Regions from separate parts of the Mus musculus genome. Here region 1 is linked to region 2. A link is a loop called in an ENCODE intact Hi-C map of the cell type or tissue named here. Cell type or tissue: heart. All regions are shown on one strand. Each heading gives the region's core, and the rest is flanking DNA. Links, peaks and the distances in the headings are about the cores only. Region 1 holds the start of Cd55 (CD55 molecule, decay accelerating factor for complement). Region 2 overlaps Gm16083 (a long non-coding RNA gene).

Region 1 (7,174 bases), core at 906-5,905, 85 kb after region 2:
CCAATTAATCCTTGCTTCCCCTGTAAGAACTTTCTTCGAATGTATAAATACCGAGTTAGTCTTTCTACCTAGGCAAGGGCTGTGCTTTCTTATTCCTGCAAAATCATAGACTTAAATGTCTTTATGTTTCCTAACCTAATTATATAAATGTGTCATTTGGGAATTGGAGATCTATAGGGACCAAAAACTGTTCTGAGACATTTTCAAGTCAACGTGGAACAAGATGCTGAAGAACACATAGCTAGCTTCCAGAGTACAGAATCAAAACAATGAATTAAGTGTTCACACCAGAAGGTCCTAGGTTTCCAAACCTCTTTGATAATTCACTGTGCTCTAGGTAGGACAAATCTTTGATAATTGTTCCTTACAAAGAATATGCTGGGGAGACAGCTTAGTTGGTAACATGTTTGCTGTTCAAGCATGAGGACCTAAGGTCAATTCCAGGACTCAGGTAAAAATACCACGTGTGCTAATGTGCACCTGTAATCCAAGCATCAGGGAGACAGAGAAAGGTGCCTCCCTGGCCAGCCAGCCTGCCCCAGTCACTGAGCCCCAGGTTCTTCCAGTGAGAGACTTTGTTCAAAGGACATGAGCACGTGTTCCTGAGGATGACACCTGAGACTGTCCTGTGTCCTACACACACACACACACACACACACACACACACAGAGGTACAAATTCAGAAGCATACACACAAAAGTCTTAGAATCAAGCTAGATTTGCATTTTAATCTGGCCACTTCTTATTTTTTGCGGAAATAACTATCGTGTCGTGTCCTCTCATCTGTGAAATGTTGATAGCTCTTCCACCTCATGAAGAAATGGAACTGGAAAATGGTACATGCATAAAGCAAGTGGAATATAGAAAATCTGGGCCAGTGTCTTAGTCAGGGTTTCTATTCCTGCACAAACATCATGACCAAGAAACAAGTTGGGGAGGAAAGGGTTTATTCAGCTTACACTTCCAAACTGCTGTTCATCACCAAGGAAGTCAGGACTGGAACTCAAGCAGGACCTCCCCTCTTGATCACTAATTGAGAAAATGCCTTACAGCTGGATCTCTTGGAGGTGGATGCATTTCCCCAACTGAAACTACTTTCTCAGTGATAACTCCAGGTGTGTCAAGTTGACACAAAACTCGCCAGCACAGCCAGCACGTAAAATAAAATACCCTAAGTTATCAGCTTGAAGTTTTGTTTTTTTTTTTCTTAGTAATGTTCATATTTTAATCCACACCTTTTTAAAAATTAAGTAAATGCATCATGTGGTGTTGTTAAATCTTTCCCTCCTGGGTATTGTAAATATTTGGGTGGTGGCAAGCATTACGTAAGTGTCCACCCATTAATTCTTAAACTCATTTCTTTGGAAAAAACTTATTACTGAAAATAAAATACTTTAGAAAGTGACAGCTTAGACCAATTGGTGTTCCAAAATTGGGCGATAAGATAGGTTTTTGTTTGTTTGTTTGTTTTGTTTTTTTGTTTGTTTGTTGTTTTTACAGACAGGGTTTCTCTATGTAGCCTTGGATGTCCTCGAACTCACTCTGTAGACCAGCCTGGCCTGGAACTCAGAAATCCGCCTGCCTCTGCCTCCCAAGGGGTAGGATTAAAGGCGTGTGCAACCACTGCCTGGACAATAAGATAGTTTTGGACACTTGGCTGGGCTCACTGTTCTATCTAGCTATAAAGCTATGATCTTTATTTAACACACATGTAGAGAACTCTTTCAAGGGTTTATGAGTGCTCCCTATCTGATTTTGACTCAGCTAACTACAGCAGGGCAGAAAAAAGTAGTGAATGAGGTCACAGAGAGCTCTCAGGGAATAAATGAAGGTCCATGTGACACCACTTCTGTCACTGCTGGGCCCTGACATGCAAGTGGCACATAAGGAAGGAAGGGTCAAGTTTTTAACAACTATGAGAAGAAACACACTTGATAGTTATGAAACACTCTACCCTTGTGAGACTTAAACTTCAGGATGTTTTTAAGAAATGGCCCTATTGAGGCCAAGTTAACTTGGAACTTCAAAACCCAGGCTAGCCTTTAACCCAAAACCTCTTGCTCTACCTTCCAAGTTTACAGGCATGAGTCGCTAGGGTATGATGTCAACTCCAGAACCCTTAAATACTGTTAGATTTCAACAAACACCTATAAAGCAACCCTTTCCTGTAATCTCGGCAACAGGAAAACACGGTGCTTGGGTAACTAAGTAAGCAAGAATCAGAAGAAAACACTTGTTAAAAACCAGTTTGCTCTTCAAAAGCTCACACTAACCAATAAGGAACCACAAGAAAACTTTAGGAATGGTTATCAGTATATGACAAACACTCCCACAACTGGTCTACCATTGAAGGCTGAGTTTCTGGTGAGGGATTTCACCAGTTGGGTAAAACACCTATATAAAAAGGGAATTCATAGTGGGACACTGCTAACCAGACCCAGACACACAAAGGGGAGCACTTTGGGGCTTTTTACATGAGGGCCTGTGGCAACTTACCTCTGCTTCCTCCCACCTCGACCCTCCCGGTGGGGATTTGCAGGAGACACATGGTGTGGTACATGGCTCTTTACTCTGGATATCACACGCATGTGGGGCTTCATAAACCGGGTTGCACAGTGACCAGCCAATACCAAATAATCCTAATTCCTAGTGCTGTCCTCAAGAGAGGTTCAGTTTATTCCATGCACAGCTTCACCTTCTGCATTCTTTTCTTTCCTTTTCTTTTTCAATTAATTAATTTAATGCTCTGGTGTGATTCCAATGTGTGGATCGCTTTGTTTGTCACTGTTCTTCACACCACGAAATAAATCTTTTTCTTAAGCTCTACTATTTATTCCTGAATTCTATTTCATAGCAGGACTGAAATAATCCCAAAGTCGAATTCAGGTGGTATCCTTGGTCCATATCTATAACCAGGGCTAAGAAGGTGACTCCTCACCCAGATAGGGTCTGAAAAACCTCAGCCAAGCTCCCTAGATCTCTGCATATTGTTTGTGACCGGTTCTGGCAGGCTGATCCCTCCCTGTTTTCTTGGATCCTATCCTATTTTCTGTTTTGACACCATGGTGAGACCTAGGAGACACACTCTTGGTCAGCAGCTCCCACCCTCCCATCTGACATCTTCCAGCTGAAGCCACAGGGGTCCTGGGTGTTTCCCTATTTCTCAGCTCCCTCTGGCTCAGGAATTCCACCGCGCCTACCCTTCCCTTTGCAAGCACTCAGCACACCAGAGTTGGGAGTGTGGGTAGCTTTCTGCTGGAGCAGAGTGCTGACACAGAGTACTGGGGGAGTGAAGCGCCCTCCTTTAGAAGGTACTCCCCCAGACCCCAGACCCCACTCCCGCCGGACAACTAGGTCCCCTGGGTGAAGCTAGAGGCCAGGCACCCGCCCTCATTAATGAGGGAACGCCCTCTTGCACGCAGGCTGCCCCACCCAGGGTGACGAGGGCCCTGCCCCGCCCCGCCACAGCTGCTCAATTAACTGCGGCTCAAAACAGCTCCAGCCGCAGCCGGGCAAGGTCTCTTCTACCTGGGGCTATGATCCGTGGGCGGGCGCCTAGGACTCGGCCATCACCGCCGCCTCCGCTGCTGCCGTTGCTGTCGCTGTCTCTGTTGCTGCTGTCCCCAACTGTACGCGGTGAGTGGCCAATGCGCGACGACCGGCTGGCTGCCCGCCAGGGGGCGCATGCTCAGCAGACATTGTGTCCCAGTAACTGGGGGCTCCGCTGCTGGGTGCCGGCGGCCAGCGGGAGGGATGGGGGTGGAATGCTGGGCTATCTGGGCTGTGACTGGATCCCCTCCGCGATCAGAGACCGTGGCAACACCAAAAGGGAGGGTTGAGTGCGAATCTCCAACCCTGCTCCTGGCTCTTTTATTCTTAAGGTGGAAGCTAGATGGCTGGCCACCTGCGCCGGTGAGAGACTGGTCGCGAGCAGCTACCGGGTGTCTTATCTCGCGCCTTGCTCGCTGCAGTGTTCCTGTGGATATTAAGTAGATTCTGAACGACTCAAGGCGGGTGGGAATTTACTCCCTACTTAGTTTTTGTCTTGTGTTCACGAGAGTCCAAGCATTCCAAGTTCCTGAGGGGCAAGTTCAGCCCTGGCAGGAAGGTAAGAGCCATTGCTGCTTCTCTTGTTCCAGGTCTGGGGAAAGAAAGCTCCTTGCCAACTTCAGTTTTACACCTGCTCTTTTCTTCCTAGGAGACTGCGGCCCACCTCCAGACATTCCTAATGCCAGGCCAATCTTGGGCAGACACTCCAAGTTTGCTGAGCAAAGCAAAGTGGCATACTCGTGTAATAACGGCTTTAAACAAGTTCCAGACAAGTCAAACATAGTTGTCTGTCTTGAAAATGGCCAATGGTCGAGCCACGAAACATTCTGTGAGAGTAAGTTCTTCATTTCTCTTTCTGAAAAGTTTTGGGAATGTGGATCTCGTTGAGGTTATTTTTATGCCTCTTTGGAGTGACTGGTAATTGATAGTTTTCTAGCATTATTAAACCCCAGGGTATACATGTTGGCAGTTTACACTCGAGCTAATTGAAGGCGGTACTTCCTATGGCAAGTCCTGCTTCTTCATTAAGAGTTTTTCTTTCTATTGTACAGGCTAGTAGAGAAAAAAAATGATAGGTACTGTTTAGGGAGTAAATTATATGTGAATATATTTGGCAATTACCCTGAGACACACACCCTGGTGATCTGTCTTGTTCAACTCTATTTTGTTAAGTAATGGATACAAGTCTTGGGAGACATTTTGAGGTCTTACTTCAAAAAAAAAAAATCTGTTGTACATATAGCCCTATGTTATCTTTAAGATATAGTTTTAGGTTGTTCTGGCATATCATCTGAACATTATACTAGACGGTATGTGTACTGACCAGGGTTCTCTATGAAACCCATGGCTTTGTTCTTTTCTTATAAACCTCTATAGCATGTAAGTCTACTAACTACTGTTGGCAGTTAGAACACATTAGCCAGAAAGAGAGGAAGGTTCTCCAGGCTTAAGGCATTACTGTCTGCTATTTATGCTGTATATACATTGTGCACCACGGCTATGCTAATTTTCTTTTAAAAAATCAACATTAGATTACTGTATGTTGCTCAGTCTGGTCTCAACTCCTGGGATCAAAATCCTCCTGCCTCAGCCACTCAAGTAGCTTGAATTATAAGCCATGATACTTGCTTTTCTTTTTTTTCTTTTCTTTTCTTTTCTTTTCTTTTCTTTTCTTTTCTTTTCTTTTCTTTTCTTTCTTTCTTTCTTTCTTTCTCTCTCTCTCTCTCTCTCTCTTTCTTTCTTTTCTTTCTTTCTACAAATTATTATTAAAATTTTTGTTAGAAATTATTATTTCTAACAAAAATAACACGTATAGTATGATAAGCACATGAGCTGGCAACACACAGACTTATCAAATGCTATCTACTCCATGTGATTGTATGTGCTATACTCCTCATGATTTTCATGTACTATGGTTGCTACCCCAGCACCAGGGCAAACTTGTTAGCAAGGAGTTACTTTACATTAGGATGGCCATGATGTTGCTAGGCAACAGGAATATTTCAGTTCCATTGCATTCCTGCAGGCCCCACATTTGTCTATGGGGCCCATCATGGGTCAGAATATTGCTATATAGTGAATGACTGACCACACAAAAGTAAAGATAAAAGCAAGACTTGATTGCTGACTTTGAATGACCTGAATCAGGTGTCTCTGTATTAAATCCAGAATCATTCAAAATTAATTTTTGAAAACACACTAGATCCATCTTCTCATTTGCATTTTCAGCCCTTATACAAGGCAAAAAATAGCCCCTAAACTCTCACCACAGGTATGAAAAGTTTGTAACGGTTCAACAGTATTGATGCATCTAATCCTTCAAGCAACCTCATGAGGGACTCTTCTCTCAATTTCAGAGTTAAAGAATCCTTCTACCAGAAGATGGATAATGTAGGCCAGACCTATACCTCTTAAGCCAAAGAGCCTGGCTCCAAGCTTGATCACTGAGCTAATGAGCAACACTTTCTTGCTGTACTCCTTGCCCCTCTAGAGCTCATTTGCTCAGCTGTTCACACATGATATACTTTATGTACATGGCTGGTTCATCTGACTCTTTTTACCAGGGGCAGTGTGAGGTTCAATGAGTAAGTATGTATAAAACATTTACAAATATTCAGTAAATTCTATTGTTATTGGCACTGGTGTGTGAAAACTTCACAGACTCCTAGTCATTGAAAAATGAAGGTATGAATGTGATTACACTTGATGAACTACGAATACCACAGTCATATTTATTTAAAAATTAATATATAAAGACATAGAGATCCATGCAAAGCAAATAGTTGATGGGAAAAGGGTGGATTAACGACTAGCTATTAGATTGCCTGGATTATAAACTAAGTTCACATTCCTATTTCTCTGTTGCCATGTTAACTCTTTTAGAATCATGTGTTGCTCCAGAAAGACTGAGTTTTGCATCCCTCAAAAAAGAGTACCTCAACATGAATTTTTTCCCAGTTGGTACTATTGTGGAATATGAGTGTCGGCCAGGATTTCGAAAACAACCTCCACTCCCAGGAAAAGCAACTTGCCTTGAGGATTTAGTATGGTCTCCAGTTGCTCAGTTTTGTAAAAGTGAGTATGATTTAAAAAGTAATTACAGTCATCTGTATTTGGGGAGATACCATGTCTGGAAAAAAATATATAATGTTTCTTCAGAGATTCATGAGTTATTTTCTAATTAGACAAATATTTACATAATAGGAATACGTACTGACAGAGCTCATGTTTACTAAATTTAAGGTTACCTAAAATGATCACACACTCCAAGTACCTTGCTTTTTTGAGGCAATAAAACAGAAATGTAAAATTAAAGAATAAGAAAGGTTAGAAATTATCAGTGGCTCAGAGGATGAATTTGTGTATGTGTGCCTGATATTTAGTTTTTTTCCCTGCTGTTCTAAGATTTAATTAACAAGTAAAAATCATGTAAATCAAAGAACACATTATTTTGTAATAAATTTCCACTTGTCACCTGTGTGTGTATGTTTTCCATGCATGCATGACTATGCATGCATGAGTAGATGTGCATTTGGTTGAGACTGTTATAGGATAATCCTAGGTGCCAGACCATAGGTGCCTCTGGTCTGGAACTTCAACTCATAGAGTATACTAACTGTCCTCT
Region 2 (7,174 bases), core at 1,231-6,230:
CCTGTTCGGAAGAAGCACCCAACACCTGATTTCTTCCTTTGACTATAAGGGCTTTGGATGGCCATACTTAGTCTGTGGGGTGGCCAGGGTCTTTTGTCCTCTGAAGACTCCAGATTGGAATCCCTGGGGTAGTTGAGGGATAACCCATAAGTGCATCGGGAGCACGAGAGCACGGAAAAATAGCTACAGCACTTGCTCCACACACTGATCTCAGGCTCAGAAAATCAAACCCCAGGGTTACTCTCACTTGGTGAGATCAGCTCCAGGACATTAAGGGCAGTGTTTCTTTCCACAACGTTTTGGCTTCTTAGTATCCGATCCTCCACTCTCCACAACTGTTGGCCAGACCAGTCTCTCACCCTAGGGCTGTGGCAGGTTAAAGGGCCTCCTCTACTGTGAGAGGAAAGGAGGGACTAAATAGGTTACACCAAGATTAATCTGTGAATGAAGCCAGCTTGCCGAGGAAGAGAGACAGGAGTCCTTTCCCTGCTCTGGCATCAAAGCAAGCCCAGGAAATACAAACGGAAGAGGGCAGAGGTGAGTTATAAAAGACCAGTCACCACATGGCCAGGTGCTTCCGGGGGCTTTCCTTAGCTCACTGTTCTATTTCCAGGCCTGGGAGTGCCCTTCCTATTCTTAAGAAGCTATTTCTATCCCGCGTCTAACTTAAAAGGCGTGACCTTCCTTCATCACCTCCTGGTGGCTGCCAGGATTTCACCGGATCTTGACTGTTTTCTCTTTAAACCCTAGTTGTCCTGGAGATTCCCTTTAAGTCTGTTTCCCAATTGTTTTTATTGAGGCTAAGCACACCCAAAAAGAGACTCAGCTTCCGCAGTGACCTGCAGTCTGTGCTCGCGCTTGCTCAGTGTTTTCTTTCCGTTTCAATGCTGTGTTTCTTCAGCTTCTTCTCTGCTCCCGATTCCTGGAATTCTTTCTTCAGCTTGTTCTGGATGCTGACTTCCACTGCTTTAACTCTGATTCATTCCATTGTCCAAGCTTCCTGCCTGCTTTGTTTCAACCTCAGCTTCTTCTGCTGCAGCGCTCCTCCTTGCTGACCTTCGAAGTCCGGTTCTGATTCCTTTTCCAGTTTGCGGACTTCCCCTCTGTGCCATTGGCTTTCCTATGAGGTCCTCGGGTGAGCGCATAGGCTTGCTTGTATCATTGCTGTTCACTGAACCAGTGAGCACCTTGCCTGGTGTCGTAGGACTCAATGCTCACCAATGGGAAACACAAGCTATGGCCTTTTCTCATTATGTGGGCTAATAGCACCTTCCTGCATGATGAAAGCTAAGGGCAGAAAAGAGTTTTCCAGGCTGTTCCCACCTGTTTCTCTCTGTCCTGCAACCAAACTGTGTTTGAAGAAGAAAGTGAGCCACCTCAAGGGCACCAACATCAAGCTACACAACATAGAGAAAGACACTGATGTTCACTGATAGCCACGAAAAGTGACAAAACTAATGTGCCAGAACACAATGAAGTTAAAAATTGTTTAAAGGGGGCTGGAGATGGCTCAGCGGTAAAGAGCATGCGCTGATCTTGCAGAGAACCCTGAAGGGACCCTGGCCAGCACGGCTCTGGCAGGCCTTGCCCTTCTCCCCTGTTCCCTCTGCCTTGCTAAAAACGGATAGATTACAGTCATAGCCACCAAGTTCTGTTTCCTTATTTGGCCACTTCCTCCTCCTGAGGCTGGAGGTCCAGCTATCAAAGAATTGAAGTCCACAGTCAAAAGCCCCCTTTGGCTCTCCTAATTAATGTGCCCAATAAAATATACCACATCCGCTCCATTAGTAGCCCATTCTAACACAGCCCTGCCCTTTTTGTTTTCTTTTTGTTTGTTTGCTTGCTTGTTTTTTTTTGTTTGTTTGGGGTTTGTTTGTTTGTTTGTTTGTTTGTTTCCAGACAGGGTTTCTCTGTATAGCCCTGGCTGTCCTGGAACTCACTTTGTAAACCAGGCTGGCCTTGAACTCAGAAATCCGACTGCCTCTGCCTCCTGATTGCTGGGATACGCCTGCAGGTCTTTTGTTGCTGCTTTTCTGCCTGAGTCAGAAAGCAGCCACTTTAACCCTCCCAGCGCCCCACCCCCCAACACTTAATAAAGGACTTCTCTGTGAAAACACAGGTGTTTGTGGTTTGTTTCTAATCCTGAGAAAGGGGAACCCCCTGCTGTGCATGGCCGATCTCCTAACCGATCCAGGTTCCCTTCCCAGCCCCTGGTGTCAGGTGGTTCCTAACTGCCAGTAACCCCAGCTTCAGGGATATGCGATGCTCTGGTCTCCACTTACTGTACACACGCCCACCAACCTACCTACCCACACCTATATATGAATAACTGACAACAAATCCAAATTCTTATTTTGAAATAGGAATTCAATGAAATGAGGGAAGAAGGAAAGGGAACAGTAAAGAAAACAGATGAAATACAAGGAAAAAAGAAGAGAGCAAAGTTTTGGAAAGAGAAAGCAGAAAGTTTCAAAATATTTTTAAAAACGAAAGACAAAAACAATAACTAGATTGTTTTAGTGCAAAATTAAGACAATTAAAAAAAAACACAAGACAGAGAAAGAAAGAAAGAAAGAAAGAAAGAAAGAAAGGAGAGAAAAGAAAAAAGAAAAGAAAAGAAGAGAAAGGAAGGAAGAAAGGATGGGCTGGAGAGATTGCTCAGCGGTTAAGAACATTGACTGCTCTTCCAGAGATCCTGAGTTCAATTCCCAGCAACCACATGGTGGCTAACAACCATCTGTGATGAGATTGGATGACCTCTTCTGGTGTGTCTGAAGACAGCTACAGTGAGTGTACTTATATATAATAAATATATAAATCGAGAGAGAGAGAGAGAGAGAGAGAGAGAGAGAGAGAGAGAGAGAAGAAAGAAAGAAAGAAAGAAAGAAAGAAAGAAAGAAAGAAAGAAAGAAAGAAAGAAAGAAAGAAAGAAAGAAAGAAAATCCAGTAAGGTAACTTCAAAAAGTTACAAAAGTATAGTAGAGACTAAAAGTGGAAACCAGGCACTAAAGGACTTCCCAGCAGAGAAAAGATACATAAACAAACTTAAATGGATGCGTGGCCTAGCAAAACGAAAGCACAGAAGGGCTGTAAGTACGTTAAAATGAAAATACTACCTAAAAAGCCGAAACATGGGAAGGGAAGAGAAAAACTTGACGTGTGAGAGAGGCACTTTTTGGGTTTGAAACCGGGCTACTGTTGTGCTATATCGCGAGGAGTGGGGTAAAGGAACTCAGGATTTCCCACGGTTTACACGGATGCCGAAGTTGTATGGGGCTTTTCGGTGTTACCTGGGGGAGGCGGGTGGGGGTCGGGGGTGGAAGGGAGGGCAAGCAACGCTTTAGTAGCGTCCATTCCTTGTGTTCTGGCGCACTCTGCTGGCCCAATTTAGCTTTGCAGACTGCAGCTCAATTTGTTCCTACCATACCTTTGTTTTCTATAAAGCACACTTCACCAAAACAGTAAACACAAGCCCTTAGACACAGCTTTCTATAAAATTCGATAGGACTTTCTAGAAGTCTTCCGGAGTATTCTCCATTCGGCTAAGGAGTACTACGAAGCCTGGTCAGTTAGTGGGTGGATGAGAACTGACAATCACCCCTCCACCTTGCACTCACACAGCTTGGCGCGCTCCATTGAGTTGTTGATGATTTGCATGTTGAGCCACAGGCTAAGGGTGAGGCAAGCGAGGTATTCGAAGTGGGCATCAAAACAAGGAAGGAAAGTAAAAATCCCCGGTAACCAAGATAAAGACAATTTTAGTGCACTGTTTCATCTGTTATCTTTTGACAATTTTGTACCTATAACCGTTCAGTTTCAATCCGTCATTACACTCTTATCCCACCACTGAGTCCTGTTTTGGAGCAAATCCACTCCTAGTTTGATATCTTTCTTTCTTTCTTTCTTTTTTTAAACACCATGTGAGTTTATGTTTGTTGGCATGAGTAGCGGGTTGTTTACTGGAAGGTGGGGAGTTGACCATTAGCACACCACTAAAGAAAGTAACTTCCTCCCCTGAGCAATGATTCGGCCTGCTGTCACCCAGGGTTCATAGAGCCTGAGCAGCCTTGCCCCACATGTGGGGAGATGGTGACAGTCAGATTCTTAGGTGGGTCCTGTGCAGGTGTCCACAATCCAGTGAACCAGTAAGAACGTAGCTGTGTGATCAGAAGACTCCCTTGCTAAGCATTCCTTCCCAGCCTCTGGTTACATTCTTGCTGCCCCCCTTCCACGATGCTCTCTGAGGCTTGGAGGTGGTGACACAGATGTCCTTTTTATTGCTGAGTATGTCCCAGTTGTCCGTTCACTTAATAGGTCTCTGTGTTAACCTCCACCCACAGGAAACATTTTCATAATGGATGCTGGGAACGGCCATAATCCACGTGGTTCATTGAGAAGTATGTAGAAAGCAACTTGATGCTCAATCCTTCTGCCGAACAACGGAACAACGGCAGGAGGCTCTGCCCAACCAAGTTCACTGTGCAGGCGTGGGTTTCCTGCTGGGGCTCAGGTTTCAAATCCAAAAAGTCTTTGTTACCCAGGTAATTGTTTTGTAATATTGAGTGGTGGGCATATCAGAAGCTGGGTAGGATTGTTGCTGGTTTTTCTCCACCAGCAGCTTCTAAGGCCCCTTCTAACACCATGAAAGCGAGCCAACACGGAGGAAGCTTCTAGCTCCCATTCAGCCTGCCTTCTCTACCTCCCACAACTCACACTTGAGTGTCTGGGGCAGTAAGGTCTTCTTGAGCTCTGATGAGCAACCAAGGCTACTGGCAGTAGCTTGTAATGTTTTGGGGTCCTTGGGGTTTCAGTGGCCAACAATTTATAAGAAGGTATCTTACACTTGGTAGTAATCCTTGGCTTCTGGGAAGAGTAAAGTCCACCTATGTGGTATTTCCACTTAACTTTTTAAAAATTACAATTTAAGTAAGACTTTCAAAATAGTAGAGACTTGGCATACATTCTTAGTATTGGTTAATACACACACACACACACACACACACTCACACACACACACTGCTGTCTTCTTTTGCCCATCTACCTATCACAACACAAAGTTCCTCCCTATTTACCTTTTGCTATCTCTCTCTCTGGGGGATCTTTACAAACACCAGAAGAGGCAAGGAAGTGGTCTGCACGAGCAAGAAGGGAATCTGGCTGAACACGACTTAGTTAGGCAGTGCTGGTTCACACTTCTAGAGTCTGACACCAGGCAGTTTATTTTAGCCATGTTTTAAGCACAGAACAACTTCAGAGGCAGGGGAAGTTTCCTGATGATAATTAACTCAATCCCTTCTGTACAGCAAAGCTTCAGACATGTTTACATTGAAATTCTTTACAAAATACGTATGACTTCTTCCATAAAGATGGCTTCTGTTGACTCAGAAACAAGGCTCAAGATAAGACTCTAAGGAAGATGACTTGGATAAACTTAACGCCCCTGGGAGTCAGGATTGACCTGGCCTAAGATAACTCTGTAGCCATCTCTCAGAAGGGTGAATAGAACCTATTGACTGAGAGACAATGCTCAAGACATAGGTAGAGAGAGTCTGGGATAAACATAGTCTGGAGGATTCAGGAGAAGCCTGGCCCTACAGATAACAAAAGATTCTACAGATAACTAACTACATTCATTCCCAGCTTTCCAGGTGGAAAATAGGTAAACATCTCCTTCCTTTGAAGCCTGCATGTTAACCTGCCTGTTTTCCCCAGTGCTTATCTGTGTGCTCAAGGATCTTGAACTCTCTTAGTCACCCCTCCTTTAAGGGAATTTCCCCACCTCATCTAATGGCTCCTTTCTATCTTCCTCCACTTGATTGGAGTCTCTGGTTCAAACAAAACAAAACAAAACAAAAAAACCAAAAACAAACAAGCAAACAAAAACCAGAAAAACTAGCCTTAGGAGTCCCATCTAGGATTGGCATAGTTGGAGGGGATGTGTGACATTTGTCTAGCTGGGCCCAGTCACCTCCTTCAGAATAACTTTCGCTGCTTCCTTCCGTTGACCACTGATTTGTATATTTCATAACTTCAATTTTCTTTAAAGCTGAATAAAATCCCATCAAATATAAGAGTTCATGACTCACCAAAGAATGACTCCCTTGACGTAAATACTAGGTAAACGCAAAGAGTGTTTTATTCTGCAGAAGTCCAGAATGCTGGGGTCTCCTCATTGCCAAGATAGAGAGATACCCAAATGAGCTTGCAGGCCCCATTTAAAGCACATTGGAATTCCGGGTAGGTGAGCTTTATCTTACTCTACTCTAGGCATTCTGAAACCATTATCAAGGTGTGAAGGCTGGAAATTGTTGCTGAGGAATTAGCTGAGGAAGTCTGGAAACTGCTGCTGACCCACTGTCCTTGCCTCTAAAAGCCAGGTGGTGGGCAGCCTCTGAAAGCAGGGCAGTTTCTGACTAGCTTTTCGTTTTCATTTTGTGTTTGTTTGCTTTGGTTTTTTGTTTGTTTGTTTTGGTTTTGGTTGTCTTTTTTCCTAGTAACTGACTTGCCTGGGTTTAGGCCTAGTCGCCTAAATTGCTGATTTGAAGCCTGTCATGGAATATGCCTGGCCTTCTCACATGTAGATGTATGGACTTTTTATCACCTATTCATCTGTTAATGGGCACTGTGGTGATTCCACTCCCTAGCTACTGTGATCAGAGCCTCAGTGGGCACAGATGTGCAAGTATCTGTAGTGCAGATAGTATTGGTGGTATAAGCCCAAGAATGGAATATGTGGGTCATGGAAGAGCAAATCTCTTTTTAACTCTGAGGCAACTCCACACTGACTAGTTTGTACTCCAGCTAACAGTGAATAAGGGCTCCTCATCTGCCATATTTAAGACAGATGGAATCTCAAAGTGGTTTTAATTTGACTTTTTCTGGTGGTTAAGAATTTACCACATACTTTTACTTTCAACATATTTATCAAACATTGTATTTCTTCTCTGTTCTATCCCACAGCTCAGTTTTAAATTGAGATATATATATATATATATATATATATATATATATATATATATATATGCCAATATTTTCTCACATTCTCTATGTTCTTCACTGGATTGATAAAACTATCAATTCTTGGCTTTGAAGGAGTTTTTTGTTGTTGTTGTTTTTCTGTTTTGTCGTTGTTGATGTTGTTTGTTTTTTTTAATTTCATGAGGTCCCACTTATT

The links. Hi-C counts contacts between places; a loop is a spot of excess contacts. Peaks named below come from ENCODE experiments on the same cell type or tissue, not always from the same donor. Only the 100,000 strongest peaks of a DNase experiment are listed, where the experiment ranks them.
Region 1: a loop joins it to region 2, with 3 times the contacts of the local background. A loop is called at or near these places in 1 of 42 quality-filtered maps.

Annotation. Positions count from the first base shown.
Region 1 is chr1:130,459,032-130,466,205 of GRCm38, reverse strand. Cd55 (CD55 molecule, decay accelerating factor for complement) reads left to right here and starts at 3,462. Exons shown (of 10, transcript NM_010016.3): 1 at 3,462-3,636; 2 at 4,199-4,384; 3 at 6,433-6,624. The coding sequence starts at 3,537. In heart, for the core only: a CTCF peak has its summit at 3,665 (motif pointing right); DNase peaks (open chromatin) are centred at 3,415 and 3,655; H3K4me3 peaks cover 1,280 bases; H3K27ac peaks cover 1,127 bases.
Region 2 is chr1:130,544,356-130,551,529 of GRCm38, reverse strand. All of the region lies in intron 2 of Gm16083 (a long non-coding RNA gene), which reads right to left. It also overlaps a transcript of Zp3r not described here. Among named protein-coding and RNA genes, the nearest start is that of Gm16083, 33 kb to the right of the region's middle. In heart, for the core only: a CTCF peak has its summit at 3,390 (motif pointing left); a DNase peak (open chromatin) is centred at 3,339; H3K4me3 peaks cover 542 bases; H3K27ac peaks cover 850 bases.